Regions from separate parts of the Homo sapiens genome. Here regions 1, 3, 4, 5 and 6 are each linked to region 2. The links are chromatin contacts, found by Hi-C or POLR2A ChIA-PET in ENCODE. All regions are on one chromosome and are shown on one strand. The core of a region is the stretch at or near the end of the contact, and the rest is flanking DNA. Distances in the headings are between cores, read along the strand shown.

Region 1 (3,235 bases), core at 333-2,832, 720 kb after region 2:
AGTGTCTGTCATGGACTCAATGCTTGTGGCCTCCCTTCCTCACATTCATGTTAAAGACCTAAACCCTGGTGTGGCTGGATTTGGAGATGGGTCCTCAGAGAAAATAATGAAGGGTGAATGAAGTCATAAGTGGGGCCTTGGCCCTCCAGGATTAGTGTCTTTGTAAGGAGGGATGGTAGAAGGCTCACACTCGCCTTCTCTGCACTTGCTCGGAGCAAAGGCCATGGGAGGGCACAGTGGCCGTCTGCAAGCCAGAAAAGGCCCTCAGCAGGGAACAAACCCTGCTACACCCTTGAGTTTAGACTTTCCAGCCTCTAGAATGGAGAGAAGACACATTTCTGTGGTTTAAGCCACCAGCCTGTGGTATTTTCTTACGGCAGCCTGAGCAGACTGATACAGCGTCCTTGACTGATGACCGACCTAGGTCCGGGAAGGTTCATTCCAGGCCAATTCTGATTGATTGAAAGTCATTTCTCATGTGTAAGGAAAAAAACTTGCACTCCTAACTTCTACACACCTTTCTTACCACATTACATTGCATTAATTTAGTGCATATCTCTAGAAAAGGTTAAGTAAAAAGTAATACTGGGGCGGGGGGAAGGAACAGAGGGCCAACGGTCTATCACCTCAAATTCTTCTTGGGTTTCTGACCTAGCAACATTTCTTAACACAAAAGCTGCAGGGGCGAATCAGGGGCAGGAGCCCCAGGTACAGAAACCTGGGGTGCTGATGTCTGTGTGCAAATGTCACTGCCATGCTACCTGGATGCATGGATCCGGTCTGAGGAAACAGAGAAGACATCAACGTTATGCAGTGAACACCAAAGAAGCTCTGAGGTCTAAGGAGTCCCGGGTCTTCTGGGCAGCACACAGGGTCACTGTGATCTCTCAAATGAGACCTACGGATCCAGCGCACACCCAGAGGCACAGACGCAGAATCACGCTGCCCAACAAAGGCAGCACAGCCTCATGGAAACAGTCTCTCTACACCCTCTTCCCACCTAGAAGAAGGACCTCAGACCAAACAGCCTGCCTGAGCCTCAATTTTCTCCTCCATTGGAAAGGGTAAAGGCCAGGCGCGGTGACTCATGCCTGTAATCCCAGCACTTTGGGAGGCCGAGGCGGGTGGATCACTTGAGGTCAAGAGTTCAAGAGCAGCCTAGCCAACATGGTGAAACCCCATCTCCACTAAAAATACAAAACTTAGCTGGGTGTGGTGGTGGGTGCCTGTAATCCCAGCTACTCGGGAGGCTGAGGCAGGAGAATCACTTGAATCTGGGAGGTGGAAGTTGCAGTGAACCGAGATTGCACCACTGCACTCCAGCCTGGGCAATAGAGTGAGACTCCATCTCAAAAAAAAAAAAAAAAAAAAAAAAAAGCGTAAATCCTTTTTTTATTTTTTGCATTGGGCTGTGGTGAGAATCACAGAAAACACATGCAACAGCACTTACTAAATGGGAAAACATTATGCACGAACAGTTAGCATTACACAGCACTTCCCAAACGTTTCTGACTGTTTGACCTCCACATGAAAATAATGGCACGCACGTGAGTGCATACGTATGTCTGCATGTGATTCACACGGCCCCATCTGTGCCAGGACCGTCTCTGGTTAATATCAGGAAGCACCTGCTTCTGCTGCCTCCCTGACACTTCCACTTTCAGTACTTACATCAGTCCTGCAGATGTTCTCCAAATTGCTAAATTTATTAAATTAGATGTAAACTAGAATGGCCCAAGAAGCAACTTTACGGAAAATTCTTACAATTCAGCAATATCATGCAGCCTTTCTGTATGTGTTATCATTCATTACCAATGAGTGAATATTTATGCCGTAACATAACTGCAGCAGTGTAACATATAAAAATTTTAAGACATGAAGGGATACATTAAAAAAAAAAACCGCTGACAGTCTAACTTTAGAGGCAACAGGAAAGAAAGGTTTGATTATTTACAGTTCTCTGTTCAAAACCACAAGGGTTATTCTGTTATTTATTCTCTGTTTTATTCATGTCAACAGGATTTATAACAGATGAATCCATCAAAGGCCAAATTACAGTTACTGCAGAACACTTCCTCCTGTGATGGAACTGTTAGGTTCTACGAGTCATATTGCTAAGAGATACATTTCTGGGAAGGGCAGAAAGTGTTAAGCCCCTTCGCAATATATATATATTTAAGTACAAAATTGTCATTTGTTTGCAAATGATATAGCTGGAAAACAGAAGCAACAGACAGACCATCACAACTAGACTACCACATGCAAATATCAAAAATATGAAACCAACAGCAACCACCTTTCCACTAACAATTAAGCAAATACAAAAAAGAAACAGAGACGAAGACTCCAGCTACCCAGACACAAAAACTACAAAGTGCCTGGGAATTACTGACCTAGTTACAAGGCCTTGATGGAGAAAGCAGAAAACTCTAATAAAAGGCACTGAAGAATGCCCGAAAAAACGGAGGAACCTTTGATGTGGAATGAGATCATATTACAAAGATGGAACTTCGCAGAGCAATGTATAAAGCAGACACAATCTTAAACTGAATTTTTGATGAACTCAATGAACTTAACCTAAAATTTAGGTAGAATAGTAAAAATCGTAGTAGCAGTCTTAAAGGGAGATACTACCCCTTTCCCCATTTGTAAAGTGAGTTTGAATCTGCTTTCATGGCACCAGAACTCAGCTATCATCTAGAGAACATAAATGCACAGCAATCCCAGCACCTACCACTGTGCCTGGCACCTAGGAGGTCCTCAAACACTTGCTGAGAGTAAATGGATCCTGGGAAAAGCACGCATCAGTCACCTTATTAACTGCAACACCAATTAATTACCTGGAAACTGTGAAAAATGTCTCATTAAACCTTTACGTCTCAGCTGCAAAATAATTACAGTCCTAATTGGGCCCCTAATTTTAAGCTCTTCTATGATGCTGTACATTTTCTTTGGAATATTTATCTCAAGTATGACTGGGTGGCCGGGAAGTCCTTGGTTTAATATCTTCCTGCTGGCCCTGGCACACAATGAGTGCTCGGCAGTGAAGAGAGGTAAGGGAGAGCAGAGCCTTCTTCCCACAAATCTACCTCGCGCTTCCTCCACAGCAAGAGCTGCTTTCAAAGAATCGATTTCACCTCCAAATAGATGCCATGATGTGACAGTCAAGAAAAGAACCACAACATTGAAAATTCTTACTTTGAATAACTTGCTATTTTTACAATCTATTCAAATA
Region 2 (3,078 bases), core at 1-2,500:
AGGCAGGCGCCCTCTGGAAAACACACTTCTTTTATTGACTGGTTTTGGGGGGTCGTTCTTCTACTCGCCTTCTGGATGGGAGGGCAGTCAGGAGCCAGCAAGAGCCCAGAGGCTGAGAGGAGGAGCAAAGGCGTGGGGAGCAGCCTTTGGGAAGGGTTCCGAGAAAGGGGTCTCTGGGGACCTCCTAAGTCCGGGGCGCTCGCAGGACACTAACTCTCCGGCACTGCCACCCTTACCCCTGGCCGAGGCGCAGCTCACCTGGACGCAGGGACCCCCAGCGCCCCCAGGCCAGGTGTGGCCACCTCCGACGCCACCCGCAGTCCTCGGAGGCGCAAGGGGGCAGCGGCGCCGGCCCTGCTGGGGGCGACCTGGCCTCCCCCGGGTGCAGAGGCACGTTTGCAGAACACTCGTGTGCGTGTGCGCCTCCTCGTCCTCGCCCTGCTGTTCTCCCCACGGACGGCAGGGCGAACGCACAAAAAGAAAGTTGTCGGCGGGCTCCCGCCCCCTCGGGCTCGCCGGGGACCCGGGGCTCCCGCTCATCCCCGCCGCCGGCCGGCCGGGGCCGCTACTCACCGGGGTCGAAGTCGGGCACCACCGCCTGGTACTGGGGTCCGACCCTCATGCCACCGCCACCTGCGGGGGAAGCAGAATACGGCGGTCAGCGCGGCGCGGGGCGCGGGGCCCGGGGCCGCGGGGGCGGCTGCCACCTACCGTGCTCCTCGTCGCTGGACGAGCCCGAGCTGCCTTCCTCCCAGGAGTTGCTGCTGCTGTTGCCATTGGGCGCCGCCGCCGCCAAACTTTTATTCTGGCCATTATTGGGGGCGGCGGCGGCTGAGGCGGCGGCGGCCGAGGCTGAGGAGGCGGCGGCGCCCGAGGCGGCAGTGGCGGCTGGCGAGGCGCAGGCGGCCGAGGCGGCGGCGGAGGCGGCGGCGGCGGAGGCGGAGGCGGCCGCGTTGTTCCTCCCTCTCCGCTTCCCTGAGACCTCGGGGCCCTTCTCCACCATGGCCGGCATCGGCGGGGGCCGGGGCCGTGCGAAAGTGGCGGGGACCCGCGGCTCCTGAGGAGGGGGCGCCGAGACGGGGGAGGGGGCGCGGGGCCGGCGCGGGGCCGGGCGGGCGCGGCGGGAGCCCACGGGCGCGAGTCCGAGTCGGGGGAGGCCCAAACGGGCAGAGCGCGGAGCCGCTTCAAGCCCCCAGCGACGAGCCGAGCGCAACTTTCGCTCTCATCGCCGCCCTCACTTCACTGGCACCAACTACTCCGGGAGCAGCGAGCGGAGAGGGGAGGAGGCAGGGGCGGGGCCTGCAGGGGCGCCGGGGGAGGGGGGCGCGCAGCCCAACTGACGCGAGATGGCTCCGCCCCCCCTCGCGCTCCCATTGGCTCTGGTGGGATTTGGACAGCCAGCGGCAGCGGGGTTGGCTCCGCGCGCCCGTCCGTCCGGGGCGGCGGGGCGGGGGAGCGGGGAGGGGCGGCTCCGGGCTTCCGTTGGCGAGGTTCGGTTGACGCGTATCGCCCGCCGTACGTGGTTTGAGGTTTGCCATCTCCCTACGCCCCATGATCCATCTCTCCAGGCAGCGGCGAGGAGTTCGCGGCCCTCCCCGCCCCCTACCCTTGGCCGCGGCCCCTGCCCTTGCTGCCCGCGCACGCCTCCCGCAGCCTCTGGCCCCCCATCTGAAGGACCCCGCTGAGAGTCCCGTCGACTTCTCAAAGTAAAATGTGTCTGGCGCTGGGAAGCCGCGGAGCGCCCGGCCGGGACTACTTTCCGCTGCGCGGAGGAGTACGGGCGCGCTAAGACTCCATACAAAGAGGAAACTAATTGGGGGAAACTCGCTGCGCCCCCGCCTTTCCCAGGGGACGCGGGGCTGGCGGGGGCGGGGGCCGCGGCGCGGGGGACGGGCTTCCCAGGCGGCCGCCTCCCCTGGCGCGAGCTGCGTGGGGACTCGGGTCTGCGGTGCTGCCCGCTAATTGGGTGGGGGAGGCCGGGGCCCCCGGGGTGGCTTGGGTGCGGGGTGCGCCGCGGCTTCAGAGGCCCAAGGGAGGGTCCCCGTGGGTCCCCGGGGCACAGAGTCCCGGCGTGGGGACGCCCAAGCCGCCTGGGTGGCCGCTGAAAGATGAATGAAGGGGCCCAGTCGTCCTGGGGCGGGGGTCCAGGAAGGGTAAAGAGGAAGAAGCTATTTTCATCCCAAGCTCTCGGCACGGGAGGAGGGTCAACTTCTTTCGGGGCGAGGGCAGCCACTTTTCCGGACCTGCCGCCCGCCCCGCCTCCCTACTCCCCCCGGCACCCCCACGAGGGAGAACACGGGGTGCGGGCGGGTGGGGTAGGCTGAGGCTAGCCTGAGAGCCGCTGCCTTGGAGAGGGACCACCGGGCAGCCGTACAGCTGTTAGGAGGCTGAGGAGTGTAACTGCCTTGGAGGTCCCGGTGCCCTACCCCCAGCCAACCCTGAAACTACGCGCCCTTCGTAATTAGACCAGTGGAGGTCTATACGGAAAATCTTTTTAAAGCAGGGAAGGCTATTTTTCTTTTAAGTTACTTCAAACCTGAGCTTAATTTGGGGACTAGCTCTGGATATAAATAGCTACAGGGAGAATTTGGGAGTTTTATGGTTTTAAAGCCTGAGTAAATAAGCAGGGTTTTGTCTTGAACATTTTCTGCAGCATGAACCATTATTAACTTTATTGAAGAGACCACGTTCACTTCTGCCTAAATGGCCTTTAAGAAACAGGGCTGGGAGCCCTCCTGGTATAGAAGCCCTTCCCCCACCAAGTTCAGGTGGGGGACTTAGACTTTTAGACTCTCCTCAAAAGTACGTCCCTCTCCTTGGAGTGCCCTGGATGCTGCAGGTGTGTGCCCCAATACACCCTGTCAGCTGGCCTGGGCAGGGTACAGAACCGGGGTGGCATTCCCGGGGCTGGGCCACCGGCTAAGGCCTCTGACTCATCCGGAGGTGAGCCCTGTGTGAGGAATGAGGTCCAGAACACGCTGCCCCGCTCGCTTGGTGTCTACAAAGTTCTGCCACGAGACTAGAAGGATCAACCTACAAGGGCACAAAGGTGATACTGGGTCATTAAGGCAATAGGGA
Region 3 (3,126 bases), core at 238-2,737, 750 kb after region 2:
CAAGCAGGCCTCTAATGCACTGCACTCAGCAACTAAATTTGTACCAAATGAAAGGCGGAATCTCAATTTGACAATGTCTGGTTCTGCATAACACAATTATGCATATGCCCTGATAAACAGCACAGCAATAGTGCTTTGCTGTTCTTGATCTTGTAACAGGGCAGTGCAATAGGAACTACTTAAATGTTGGTTGAAAGAGGCTGAATGAACCCCAAATCCAATTACTACAGATGTACCCACTAGGTCATGGGGGGGCCAATCTGTTTGGTGAGTTCACAAACATCTTAGTATTATCAATCTGTGGCATAACTAGATTTGAATGGAAAAATATCCTTAAAGTTTGATAGGTTATAAAAGACCGGTGGAGTGGAGCTTTTTTTTTTTTTTTTTTTTTTTTTTTGGTGGTGGGGGGAGCAGGTGGTGCTGGAAGCTCACATGGGTAAGAAGATAAAAACCAGAAAGCAGCAAGCGGACGAAAAAGGCAAGAGACGCTGGCTGCTATTAACTAGCCGTGACCAGCTGCTTGACCTTTTTGGGCCTCAGTTTCTACACCTGAAAAATGAGGTTCTTTCTGACTCTTTTGAGACTATGAGAGAATGCTTCTTTCAGGAACTTGAGTGCCAGCAGCAAATCCCAGAGAGGGGGAAAAAATGAAAATACAACAGGGTCTCTAAACAGGAACAGAGAAAAGAATAATGTGATATGTATGTTTTTTAATCCAGGAAAATAAGGTACAAGGTGGGCACTACAAGAAGGACCATATAAAAACCTATAAATGAAATCTTTCGCTCTGTGTATAGTGACCACTGGTCTTTACATGAAACAACTTAGTATTCAATGGCTAATGTGATATGTAAACATGTATAACTTATTTTTGAAGAATTTTCTTTTCAGAAAAATAATACATGCTCACTGTAAAATAGAAAAAAAAAAATCCAAACAACACAGGAAAGGCCAACCCAGAGAGAACACTGCTGGCATCTCCGAGTGTGTGCGGACGAGCGCACCACTGAGAGCCAGGCTTCATGGGCTCCTCTGTTCTCTACCCACACCCCCGTGTCCAGCATGTCTCACATGCCAACAAATAGGTAATGCCATTGTCAACTGTTTGAAATTTCACTGGACATGTGTGCTACGATTCAATAAATCAAGTCAGGGTTCTCATGGTGTTCTTTAAAAGCATTACATCACAAATAATGTTTTACTTTATGATTACAGATGGAGGATGGAATACATTTATCTGAGTCTACTCTCTTCTGAAACCTCACTAAAACGACAGGGAATTTTGTAAAGAGTTTACACTTTCCAGGACATGGGATCACAGGGCCGGAGGGCAGGCAGGGAAGCAGCCAGGCGTGCACTGGTGAAGCCTCACCAGCTCAGGTCAGGGTGTCCACAGGTGCCTGTGGAGTAGGGGCACAGATGGGGAAGAAGAGGACTGGCAGGAAGTCGTCGCAGGCTGTTCTCACAGGCCCTGTGCCACCTGTGGTCACGTAACTTGACTCTGGAAATGAGTGTTCTTTTTTTTTTTTGGAGACAGAGTCTTGCTCCGTTGCCTAGGTTGGAGTGCAGTGGTGCGATCTTGGCTTACTGCAACGTCCGCCTCCCGGGTTCAAGTGATTCTCCTGCCTCAGCCTCCTGAGCAGCTGGGATTACAGGCATGTGCCACCACTCCCGGCTAATTTTGTATTTTTAGCAGAAATGGGATTTCACCATGTTGGCTAGGCTGGTCTCGAACTTCTGACCTCAGATGATCCACCTGCCTCAGCCTCCCAAGTGCTGGGATTACAGGCATGAGCCACCGCACCCGGCTTTTTTTTTTTTTTTCTTTTCTAATTTGAGACAGAGTCTTGCTCTGTCGCCCAGGCTGGAGTTCAGTGGTGCAATCTCGGCTCACTGCAACCTCTGCCTCCCAGGTTCAAGTGATTCTCCTGCCTCAGCCTCCTGAGTAGCTGGGATAACAGGCGCCCACCACCACACCCAGCTAATTTTTGTATTTTTAGTAGAGACGGGGTTTCACCATGTTGGCCAGGCTGGTCTCAAACTCCTGACATCAAGCAATCCGCCTGCCTTGGCCTCCCAGAGTGCTGGGATTACAGGCATGAGCCACCATGCCCAGCCAAAATAGTGAAGATTTATACAACCAAGAAGAAAGGACAACACAACCCTCAAAGGATAGGCTGTGTGCCAGGGGCTGCCTCCTCCTTCCCTGGGGCTCCTCCTTTCTGAGAAGATCATGTGCCTGGGAGGCACAGTGCTTTGCTTTTCACAGCCTCCTGGGGCGAGGGGGACAAGAAGTGAGGCCAGGGCCCTGAAGGTAAAGGAGGGGCTGGGAAGACCGCCTGCTCGTTACAACATATAGAGCATATGAGAGAAATGTGCAGCAAATGTGGCAAAATATTGACAAATGGGTGAAATTTTGATTAAATTCTTTATATCATTCTTGCAACTTTTCCATGCTTTTGAAATTATTTAAGAAAGTTAACAAATAAGCAAACAAACTACAAATCAGGAATGGAAAGTGAATTTTACAAAATGCCATTTTCAGATTCACAAGACGCTTGCATTCACCTTCCTTCGACGATTACTACTTCTTACACGCTATGATTTCTCTCCTTTTTCCACCACACCGGCTCCAGGTCTACTTGTCTTTACTCTCCCCGCTTCATCGCTGTCTGCCCCCTTCCAAAACCTGTTCTTTGGTTTCATTCTCTCTTTTTCTTAGTTGATTCATTTCTGCTTTTGTCTTTAAAGAACACAGTAATTCTTCAACTTACTTTGGTTCTTTGCTACCTCTTTAGTGTTTAAATCACTTCTTTTGATTCTTATTTAATAACAATCTTTACACATTAACTCTAAGCCATTACCTTATCTCATTTTTTCATTAATTTGGAGGCAATGGTGGTTCTGCACATGAGAACACGGCCAAGTCCGACAGCCCAGCCTGAATCTCAGTCTCCCACTTGCCAGCTGTCAATTCTGGGGCAAGTGACTGAGCCTACCCTTCCCATTCCCCCATCTGTGAAATGCGGATGAGGACAGCACCTCCTTCGAACAGGGACTGTGAGGAGTGAGTGACATAATAAATGTACATGCTTAGAATAGTGCTTTCAACATATTTATTAG
Region 4 (3,068 bases), core at 382-2,881, 640 kb after region 2:
AGCCAGGATGGTCTCGATCTCCTGACCTCGTGATCCGCCCGCCTCGGCCTCCCAAAGTGCTGGGATTACAGGCGTGAGCCACTGCGCCCGGCCGCCAGAGTCCTTTTGGTGGCCACGTATTACCTCTGACCATCACCTGCTGCTCAAACCCACACTCACGCCACTGCATGATCCCTTCCACCCCAGGGCCCTTGCACACGATGAGCCCCTGGCCTGCAATGCCCTTCCTTCACTTCCTTCATCGTCACCTTCTCAGTAAAGCCCTCCCTGCCTCTTTTGTAAATTTCTTCCCATCCTCTATACCCTTCCCACCTCTCTCCCCATCTTTAGCTTTTCCCTGTATCACTTATTCAACACAGCATAGATTTTGTTGAAGGCAGGGGTTTCTGCCTTCTGTTTAATGCTAGCTGCCCAGTGCCTAGAAAAGTGCCTGGCATCCAGTAGGTGTTCAATAGATATTTATAGAGTTAAATGCACTAAACTTAGGAGGCGGAAGTTGTTTTTTTTGGAGGCCTTTGCCCATTTCACTCCCTCCTTCCCGTTCCACCTTCTAGGTTTCTCATTCCCTCTGCTTCTTCTCTTTTGCTGGCTCTGGCCTGCAGCCCTCTTGCCCCTGGTGTAAAGGGCTCAAAACGCCAGACAGCTCTGCCGCCATGGGGAGGAGACCCTGACTGAGAAGCCAGGGCCCCGGCCTCCAGGGTCACCAGTACCTTGGGCAGGCCGGGGTGTCGCTGGGGCTTGGGTGACTCCACCAGGCATGGAGGGGGTGGGTACTCCCAGCTGGCTCGCCAACCTTCGCTTCTTGCCTCGCAAAGGCAACCTGGCGGAGGGTCTGTGGGTCAAGCAGAGTCCAGCTCTAGTTTCTCCCCTTCCAGGCTGTGCGCCCTCAGCCAGGCCTCTCCTCGCCTACAGGGCTCGCGGACACTTCTGACCCTCACTGAGGTCGTAAAGATTACAAGTCAGTGGTCCACAACGACTGGCGTCGGGCCCGCCGCATACCCACTATGTACGACTGGCCGCTAAGTCAGCCGAGGCCCTGGGGCTCCGCTCCACAACCCAGCCCACGGTCAGCTTTCCTGGGCTGCTCCGTCCCGCGAGGCCATCGCCCCATTCATATTCGGCAGGGCATTTCCACGCGTCCCGTCTCAGGCAAGCCCCAGAGCACCCTTTTTCGGGCAACACTGTGCCCACTTCACTGGAGAGGGAACTGAGGTCCACGTCATTGGGAGAGGAACACGTGACATATTGAGCTCTTTCCTCAGCAAGTGACCTAACCCGCCTTGCCCTCGGCCGTGAGCAGAGGGCCAGACCGGAAGTCCGCTAGCTCTGCTGTTCCGAGGCCCGCCAGTCTCCAAACCCCGGTCTTAGATCGAGGTCTCTGGCCGTTTCCCTCCGCAGCAAAACCCTTGTTCCAGGACTACACCAGACGGGTCACACGACCTAGATCGGCACGGTCACATGTCCCGCAGTCCGGTCATGTGCACCCTCGGACCAATCCCAGCGGCCAGGAAGGAGAGGCATTGTGATTGGCCCATGCCCTTCAGGGGGCGGGACTCCTGCTGAGGAGGGCCTTCCCCGTTCTCACCTCTGCGTTCCGCGTGAATCTCGCTCACTCGCGAGATTGGGCGTCTGACAGGTGCCCTTAGGTCCCACAATGCACAGGCCGGAGGCGGGGCGGTCCTGCATTGACGCAACCTCGCGCGCCGCTTGCGTCACCTCTCGGTGCCGCCCTTGAGATTGGGGCATTTCTCGCTGAGATCCTGCACTCGGCTCCAGGTATCCTGGAGGAAAGAACGAACTTCTCCTGGGCCCAGAAGTTTAGGTCCGCTGTCGTCCCCCGCCTGCCTCTAAGGCCCTCTCCTCGCGACAGCCTCTGAAACCATCGGCTCCTTCCTCATTTCTGTCACGGCCTGGCTTGCATTCCAAGCCAGGCACTCATTTCATGTTTATTGTTCCAGCTGGACTAGGGGTACTTAAACCGTGGTCCATGGCTGGGCTTCCGGGGCCGTGACCCCCTTAAATTATATGCAGTATGTAGCTTGTTGTGGGTGGCTTCTGTCACACTTAAATGCTGGGTGCCATCACAGGACTGGCAGGGCCCTACTGTGGTCGTCAGTGCGCTCTTTGTCAGCACAGAGCCTGACGCAAATGTCCAAAGGTGCTAATTAGACAGAGGCAAATATCCCAACTGTTGCCCTCTGCACACACCTCGGTCTACTCTTTTAAGACTACTTGCTGTTACCTGCACACACCTTTATTTATTTATTTATTTATTTATTTAATTTTTGAGACAGGGTCTCGCTCTGTCGCCCAGGCTGGAGTGCAGTGGCGCGATCTCGGCTCACGGGCTCAAGCGACCCTCCTGCCTCAGCCTCCCGAACAGCTGGGACTACAGGCCTGCGTCACCACGCCCGGCTAGTGGTTTTTTTCTTTTTTTTTTTTTCTTGAGACGGAGTCTTGCTCTGTCGCCCAGGCTGGAGTGCAGTGGCGCCATCTCGGCTTACTGCAACCTCCGCCTCCCAGGTTCAAGCGATTTTCCTGCCTCAGCCTCCCGAGTAGCTGGGATTATAGGCGCTCGCCACCACACCCGGCTAATTTTTGTATTTTTAGTAGAAACGGGGTTTCACCATGTTGGCCAGGCTGGTCTCGAACTCCTGACTGCCTCGGCCTCCTAAAAGTGCTGGGATTACAGGCGCGAGCCACTGCGCCCGGCCTAGTTTTTGTATTTTTTGTAGAGACGGGGTTTCGCCATGTTGCCCAGGGTGGTCTTGAATTCCTGAGCTCAAGTGATCCTCCCGCCTAGGCCTTCCAAAGTGCTGGGAGTACGTGAGCCACCGCTCCTGGCCCTGCACACAGCTTTTGATTGTACGCCTTCCTTCTGTCATCATGCTGTTCTCTCTGACCGAACAAATCTCTCTTCATCTTTCTATCAAACATCGATTGAGTTTGAGCGAGGGCGTGGAGGGGTTGAGCACAGTGCCAGGCACTGGAAGCACGTTGGTGAACAAGACAAGCCTGGGCAATGTTCCCACAGAGCTCACGATCTAGCGGGGGAGACAGGTTGGAGA
Region 5 (2,867 bases), core at 153-2,652, 830 kb after region 2:
GGGTTATAAAAGACACCACAAAAAAAAAACCTCACATAGGGAAACATTTTAGAAGATTCTAGGCTTTATCACTCTCGGTTTTTCTACCTGAAGTTAAAAGCTGTGTATAAAATACAAAGTCAATATTTGATGACAGTTACCTCTGATTCTACTGTGTCTTGTCCTTCTTTTGAACTTTTTCCACTCTTCCCTGCTTTTGGTGATTCCTGGTAAACATCAAGCAAAGTCAATTAGTCTTCTCACTTTTTAGACAGGTAAACATCAGATAAGCCAAATGCAGTTTTAAAAGTGATTTATACAACTACAGCTTCTGATATTTTTAATTCATACCATTAGGAAATTCTATATCATACCGTTTAGGATTCCAACAGTGCAATGCCCCCCAACCCCCATTCAGATTCTTTTCGTTTTATCTGCATTTGAGGTTGAAAACTTCAAGCAGAAAACAGATAAATCCAATTTTATACAGTGCTTCTGGCATTTTGAGATCCACATCACATCCCTTTCTACCCTCCCACCCTAAACCCTATGAGTGAGGATTTCTGGGGTGATAATGAAACGCTACAGAGCTCCACCTGAAGCAGAAACATACCCGCCCCCCCGAATGCAAACGCAGCACCCTTGCTCGCAGCCCTCACCGCCGCCGCCACCCAGGATAATAATAGTGTTCGAGAGCCCCAGAGCGTCCCTCCGGGGCGGCAGAGAATTCCTTACCAGCTCTCAGCGGGGTCCCTTCTCGCTCCCTTTCCCCCGTACAGGGGTCCCTCCCCAGGCGTCTACAGCCCCCATCCCTGAAGCTCCTTTCCGGGAGCCTGCGAGGCTGCGAACCCCCTCGGCGGCCGCACCTGCCCGCCCAAGCCCACGGCGCGCTGTCGGAAACGGGCGCCCCTCCGACCCCCTCCCCGGGCCGCGCCCTCCCTCCACGCCCAGCCCCGGCCCATCACGAAGGTCCCAGCGGCCCGGGCCTGCGCCCCGCGGCTCCGGCGCGATCCCCGGGCTCCCCGCCCCCACCGGGCATGAGGCCGAGAGAAGCCCGGGGATGCCTGGCTCGGCCGCCCTCGGGGACGCGAAGCCCGCGGCGTCAGGCGGGGAACTGAGCCGGGGCCCGGGCGCAGGACCCCGGTGCCGTCGCGCCCTCCCCCGGCAGTCCCTCCCTGCTCCCTCCGTCCCGCGGCCGGGCCCGGACTCACTTTCTCCTTCTTGTTTTTATTCGGCATGGCTGGAGCGGGCCGCCGCCGCCGCCGCCGCCCCTGCCGCCGCCTGCCCCCGCAGCAGCAGCGCCCCCGCCCCGGCCGTCGCGCCCCCGCGGCCGCCGCCGCCGCCGCCGCCCGGGGACTGAGTCTTTCGCTTGCTCTCGCTTCCCCTTTTCCAGACTCCCAGAGGCTGCGGCAGCCACGGCGGCGGCGGCGGCGGCGGCGGCGGCAGCGGCGGCGTCTCTCCGCCCCTCCCCCGGCCGGCCCGCCCCGCCCCTCTCCTCCCACCCCCCGGCCGGCCGCCCCGCCCCGCCCGCCGCTCGCCCCACCCCCGCGCCCGGCCCCGCCCCGCTGCACTCAACAGCGCCCTGCCATTGGTCGACGCGCCCCCACGTACCCTAACGCTCCCCGCTCCCCCCACCCTCTCCGCGCGACCCGTTCACGCCCCCGCCCTCCGTCCCGAGTCGCTGCGAGCCGGCCTCAGGCAGGCCGCGGCCTCCTGGCGCGGGGCTGACCGCTGAGCAGAGCTGAGCCGACTCAGGGGAGGGAGCATGTGGCTGCGACTGCGGTGACAGGGCCGTGGCCCGCTGTGGAGGCGCAAGACAGAGCGTGAGACGTAGGAAATGCACATTTGAAATGTATGGCAACAACTTCTGCAGCCGGCGAAACGCGAACCGTGGCCTCTTGGCCTTGCCCCCTCACCGCCGCGGCTCTCGTTGCAGTCAAGAGTGCCTGGCACGCTTTGCACTGAGGCGCACGGGGAGGCCCGGGAACCGAGCGAGCGGCAGTTTCGCGGGACACCGCTGGGCCCCGCCTCCCCTCCCTTCCCTCCCCTCCCCTTCCCTCCTCTCCCTCCACTCCCCTCCCCTCCGTCCCCTCCCCTCGACCACCCCGTCCCCTGCCCTCCCCTTCTCTCGACCAGCCCGTCCCCTGCCCTCCCCTCCCCTCCCCTCGACCAGCCCGTCCCCTCCCCTCCTCTTCCCTCGGCCAGCCCCTCCCCTCGGCCAGCCCTTCCCCTCGACCAACCCCTCTCCTCGACCGGCCCCTCCCCTCGACCGGCCCCTCCCCTTGGCCGGGCCCTCCCCTTGACCGGCCCCTCCCCTCGACCGGCCCCTCCCCTCGGCCGGCCCCTTCCCTCGGCCAGCCCCTCCCCTCGACCAGCCCCTCCCCTCGACCAGCCCCTCCCCTCACCAGCTCAGCTTTCCGCAGCTCCTCCCGCGAGGTCCCGCCCATCCGACAGCCCGCCCCTCCCTGGTTGGTCCCGCCCTCCGCAGTTTCTCCCGCAAGGTCCCGCCTACCCGACAGTCCCGTCCTTTCCTGGTTGGTCCCGCCCTCCGCAGCTTTTGCCGCGAGGTCCCACCCACCCGACAGCCCCGCCCCTCTCCAGTCGGCCCCGCCCTCCGCAGCTCCTTCCGCGAGGTCACGCCCACATGCGCAGCCCCTCTCCTCCGGCGTCGGCCCCGCCCACCGAGGCGAGGCCTCAAAGACTTGGTGGCCGCTGCGCCAATAGGATTTTATTTTTATTCTTTAATTTGGCTTGATCATAAATGGTGAGGAAACCTCTGCATGACTGGGAGTCACCTGATTTCTCTCAGCTTGTTAATAGCTGTGAGGAGAGGGTGTCCAAGGGAAAAACGTTAACTTTTCAATACAATACTTCCGCGGTCCACCTCG
Region 6 (2,955 bases), core at 428-2,927, 970 kb before region 2:
GAACTGAGCTAGCCACTTGGGTGTCTGGTTGGCAAGTTGCCCTGGTAACTCCTTGTTTAAATTGTAAACTAGATAGACCTTCAAAGCTACAATTATGAAAGTGTACTAACAGCCACAGCCCAACAGAAATGAAAATGTACAAGCAAGTACATTTGCAATTTTTAATTAGCTTTTTTTTTTTTGAGATGAAGTCTCCCTCTGTCGCCAGGCTGGAGTGCAGTGGCGCGATCTCGACTCACAGCAACCTCCGTCTCCCGGGTTCAAGCGATTTTCCTGCCTCATCCTCCCGAGTAGCTGGGTCTACAGGCGCGCGCCACTATGCCCAGCTAATTTCTGTATTTTTAGCAGAGACGTTTCACCATGTTGGGCAGGATGGTCTCACCTCTTGATTTCGTGATCCGCTTGCCTCGGCCTCCCAAAGTGCTGGGATTACAAGCGTGAGCCACGGAGCCCGTCCAATTTTTAATTAACACTTTTTTAATACTTCTTTAATTATTGTTTAAACCAAGTTTTCCAGCCTCCTTCATTAGCCTGTTTGGTATTTGCATGCTTTGCTTGAATATTTTATCTCCAGCCCATTCCACACCGTTAGTCAACATTTTCATCTGACAGACGGAATCAAGGCCTAGGCCTCCCTTAAACAAAACATCCCTCCCAAAAGTACCACTTATAAAAATTGCTTGCCACAGACATTCTTGCTACAGACATTCTTTGCGGATCTTTGGCCAGTAACATGCATATACCCACACATAGTTTGCAAATAACAACTATTCAACGTGAAGTGCTACAAAAGTACGATGATAAAGTGCTCGCCGCTTGAAGAAAAGCACTAATAATTGTAACAAAGCCAAAACACACACACACACAACGAAAAAAAACGCACGGTAAGCCAAGAGCTCTTTAAAAATAAAAAATAATCATTCTCGGGAACAAATAAGGTAGGTACAAACTTGCCAGGTGACTCTGTTACGCTTAAAGGTTCTGGCTGTCAACAGTCCCCGGCGTGGTGGCGGCGGCACCCTCAGTCCCATCCGACTGAGGGCGTTGATGCGGGAGCCTCGGGGCTGCGGGACTGTTCGGGATAGGACGCGAGAGCACCTGGACAAAGGCCTGAGGCGGCTGTGCAGAACAGGGAGTGGCCCCGAGGCCCGGGTTTGTCTTCCCTTCCGGTCACCCCTCCCGGCCCAATGTCCCCAGGCCCCTGCTTACCCCGCTGGGCGCCGTATCCCTGCGCTCGGCGCCGCGCTCCGGAGCGAGTTGACAGCCGCGGCAGGCGAAGGCGCGGCAGAGAGGGGGGAGAAAGGTCTTCTTCCCCGCCCGCAAGACCACCATGGCCCCACGCCCCCTGGCTCCCGCGGCGCACGGCAGCATTGCGACGGCGCGAGGGGCCGCTTTACGGCAGGGTCGCGAAGCCCGAGGAAGCGCGGCGGCGCGGCCGACCGTGCGCTTTCCCAGCGGTGCGACGGGGTGAGGGGGCGGCGGGCGGCGCGGGCTGACCCGGGCGGCCGCTCCTTGGTCGCGGTCACTCCAGGCTGCCTCGCTGCGCCGCTGGCGGTGGGCGTGGCGCTGCCGGCGGCTAGGCGCGGACGCCGGAGGAGGTGTCCCCGGGTTTAGGGGTGTTCGGCCAGGGGCGGGGCTGCCGGGCCCGGGCGACTGCCGGAGCTGCGGAAGTCGTGGAAGCGTCGGCGACGCATCGCGCGATGGCGCGGGCGGGACAGGTGAGCGAAGCGCGGCTTGTAGCCTTTTCCCTCTCTCGGGGGGACGAGTGGGGCACCACCTCCGCGCGGGGCTCCCCGCTGGGCCACCCCTTCGCCAGCGCCCAGCCCCGTGCGGCCTGTCGGATCAGGCAGGGCAGAGTCGGTCTCGGCGCTGTCCCCGCCCCTGGGGTCGGAAGCGACCGGGGCTGGCCGGGCCTGGTCTCTGGTGTCTCCGGCCGGGCCTCGGTTCCCCTCCTCCCCCGGCTTCCCCCGGCCGGGCCGAGCTCCCCTCGCGCGCCCATTGTGAGGTCACGTCCTGCAGGCGCGCCCTGGCACCCGGGCCAAGACGCCCGGAGCGGCTGCTGCAGCCAGTAGCGGCCCCTTCACCGGCTGCCCCGCTCAGACCTAGTCGGGAGGGGTGCGAGGCATGCAGCTGGGGGCCCAGCTCCGGTGCCGCACCCCGTAAAGGGCTGATCTTCCACCTCGCCACCTCAGCCACGGGACGCCAAGACCGCATCCAATTCAGACTTCTTTTGGGTAAAGGGCCAAGAGGGAAGGGCGAGGCGGGGAGGAAGCAGCTCGGGCCGCCTTCCCTCCGTGGCCTCCAGGACATCCGCCGGGGATAGATTATGCGTTTCCATTGGTTACCCACCTTGAGCGAGCCGTTTGATAGAAACCAAGAGCTTGAAACGTGCATTAGGCCATTGTGGACTCCCAGTGGGAGGCGAGTGAATGAATTATTCATAGTTACCACGTTTTCGCGGGTTGTTTTTTTTTGAGAGAGTGGAGCATGTTGGGGGCTGAGGAGGTGTTGGGCCTCGAAAGCCCAAGGTGGTGCCCTTCAGCGCTGTCCCGGTCGCTCTTCTTTACCTGTGGGGTTTTAATCTCTTCAGGGAGACTTCTGTGAGGGAAGATGTGTGAGGAGCTAAAAGGGTGGGGAGGGGAAGTGCACAAAGGGATGGAGAGAAACGAAGAAGCGGGGACCTTGGGGATGTCTGAGAGCCACTGGTTTTTGTTCTGGTTCTTTCTTTTGCTTAGAGTTTCTGGAAACTAGGCATAGCTGTGTGGCGGGGCGGGGTACTGTTAGTGTTCGGAAGGTTACAAGAGCTACTGTTTCACCTTTCATAAAGGTGCCCTGCTGGTTCCAAATAGTTTGTGTCGCGTACGGTGACTCACACCTTAATCCCAGCACTTTGGGAGGCGGAGGCGGGCGGATCGTCTGAGACCAGCCTGGGCAATATAGTGAGACCTGTCTCTA

What was found. A loop is a pair of places that touch in the nucleus more often than their neighbours do. ChIA-PET counts read pairs that join two places held with the same protein, here RNA polymerase II (POLR2A). Pooled maps may share reads with other maps.
Region 1: a pooled map shows a loop between it and region 2 (7-fold over the local background). The contact joins the enhancer-like site here to the promoter of RCOR1 in region 2. A Hi-C loop is called at or near these places in 3 of 37 single-sample maps with no recorded cell type and 3 of 50 pooled maps. POLR2A ChIA-PET finds 5 or more read pairs at or near these places in 1 of 52 experiments (Caco-2).
Region 3: a loop to region 2 is called in a pooled map, with 4 times the contacts of the local background. The contact joins the enhancer-like site here to the promoter of RCOR1 in region 2. A Hi-C loop is called at or near these places in 2 of 37 single-sample maps with no recorded cell type and 7 of 50 pooled maps.
Region 4: a loop to region 2 is called in a map of CD4-positive, alpha-beta memory T cell, with 31 times the contacts of the local background. The contact joins the enhancer-like site here to the promoter of RCOR1 in region 2. A Hi-C loop is called at or near these places in 1 of 168 maps with a recorded cell type or tissue (CD4-positive, alpha-beta memory T cell), 1 of 37 single-sample maps with no recorded cell type and 13 of 50 pooled maps. POLR2A ChIA-PET finds 5 or more read pairs at or near these places in 2 of 52 experiments (CD4-positive, alpha-beta T cell and activated CD8-positive, alpha-beta memory T cell).
Region 5: a loop to region 2 is called in a map of ascending aorta, with 7 times the contacts of the local background. The contact joins the promoter of PPP2R5C here to the promoter of RCOR1 in region 2. A Hi-C loop is called at or near these places in 4 of 168 maps with a recorded cell type or tissue (CD8-positive, alpha-beta T cell, ascending aorta, dorsolateral prefrontal cortex and 1 more) and 18 of 50 pooled maps.
Region 6: a map of CD8-positive, alpha-beta T cell shows a loop between it and region 2 (11-fold over the local background). The contact joins the promoter of BAG5 here to the promoter of RCOR1 in region 2. A Hi-C loop is called at or near these places in 2 of 168 maps with a recorded cell type or tissue (CD8-positive, alpha-beta T cell and sciatic nerve) and 8 of 50 pooled maps.

The regions. Positions count from the first base shown.
Region 1 is chr14:101,875,083-101,878,317 of GRCh38, reverse strand. All of the region lies in intron 4 of PPP2R5C (protein phosphatase 2 regulatory subunit B'gamma), which reads right to left. Among named protein-coding and RNA genes, the nearest start is that of DYNC1H1, 88 kb to the left of the region's middle. RefSeq lists an enhancer at 1,828-1,897 and a silencer at 2,218-2,287. Within about 2 kb of position 1,582, at least 18 of the 41 ENCODE cell types and tissues checked have a DNase peak (open chromatin) inside an H3K27ac peak, as active enhancers do.
Region 2 is chr14:102,590,821-102,593,898 of GRCh38, reverse strand. It overlaps RCOR1 (REST corepressor 1), which reads right to left and starts at 1,250. Exons shown (of 12, transcript NM_015156.4): 1 at 712-1,250; 2 at 574-633. The coding sequence starts at 1,012. RefSeq lists silencers at 274-883, 944-2,253 and enhancers at 1,832-2,647, 2,929-2,978.
Region 3 is chr14:101,837,757-101,840,882 of GRCh38, reverse strand. All of the region lies in intron 3 of PPP2R5C (protein phosphatase 2 regulatory subunit B'gamma), which reads right to left. Among named protein-coding and RNA genes, the nearest start is that of PPP2R5C, 78 kb to the right of the region's middle. RefSeq lists enhancers at 1,331-1,530, 1,781-1,830. Within about 2 kb of position 1,487, at least 7 of the 41 ENCODE cell types and tissues checked have a DNase peak (open chromatin) inside an H3K27ac peak, as active enhancers do.
Region 4 is chr14:101,946,719-101,949,786 of GRCh38, reverse strand. No RefSeq gene overlaps it. Among named protein-coding and RNA genes, the nearest start is that of DYNC1H1, 16 kb to the left of the region's middle. RefSeq lists enhancers at 1,212-1,401, 1,702-1,821, 1,526-2,187. Within about 2 kb of position 1,631, at least 33 of the 41 ENCODE cell types and tissues checked have a DNase peak (open chromatin) inside an H3K27ac peak, as active enhancers do; they include CD4-positive, alpha-beta T cell, where a contact is called at or near this core.
Region 5 is chr14:101,760,244-101,763,110 of GRCh38, reverse strand. PPP2R5C (protein phosphatase 2 regulatory subunit B'gamma) reads right to left here and starts at 1,402. Exons shown (of 16, transcript NM_001352913.2): 1 at 1,191-1,402; 2 at 141-206. The coding sequence starts at 1,217. RefSeq lists silencers at 767-836, 887-1,106, 1,247-1,486, 1,497-1,656, 2,117-2,166 and 2 more.
Region 6 is chr14:103,561,379-103,564,333 of GRCh38, reverse strand. It overlaps BAG5 (BAG cochaperone 5), which reads left to right and starts at 1,677. Exons shown (of 2, transcript NM_001015048.3): 1 at 1,677-1,718. It overlaps COA8 (cytochrome c oxidase assembly factor 8), which reads right to left and starts at 1,374. Exons shown (of 5, transcript NM_001370595.2): 1 at 1,210-1,374. The coding sequence starts at 1,332. RefSeq lists a silencer at 1,420-2,069 and enhancers at 2,410-2,459, 2,559-2,955.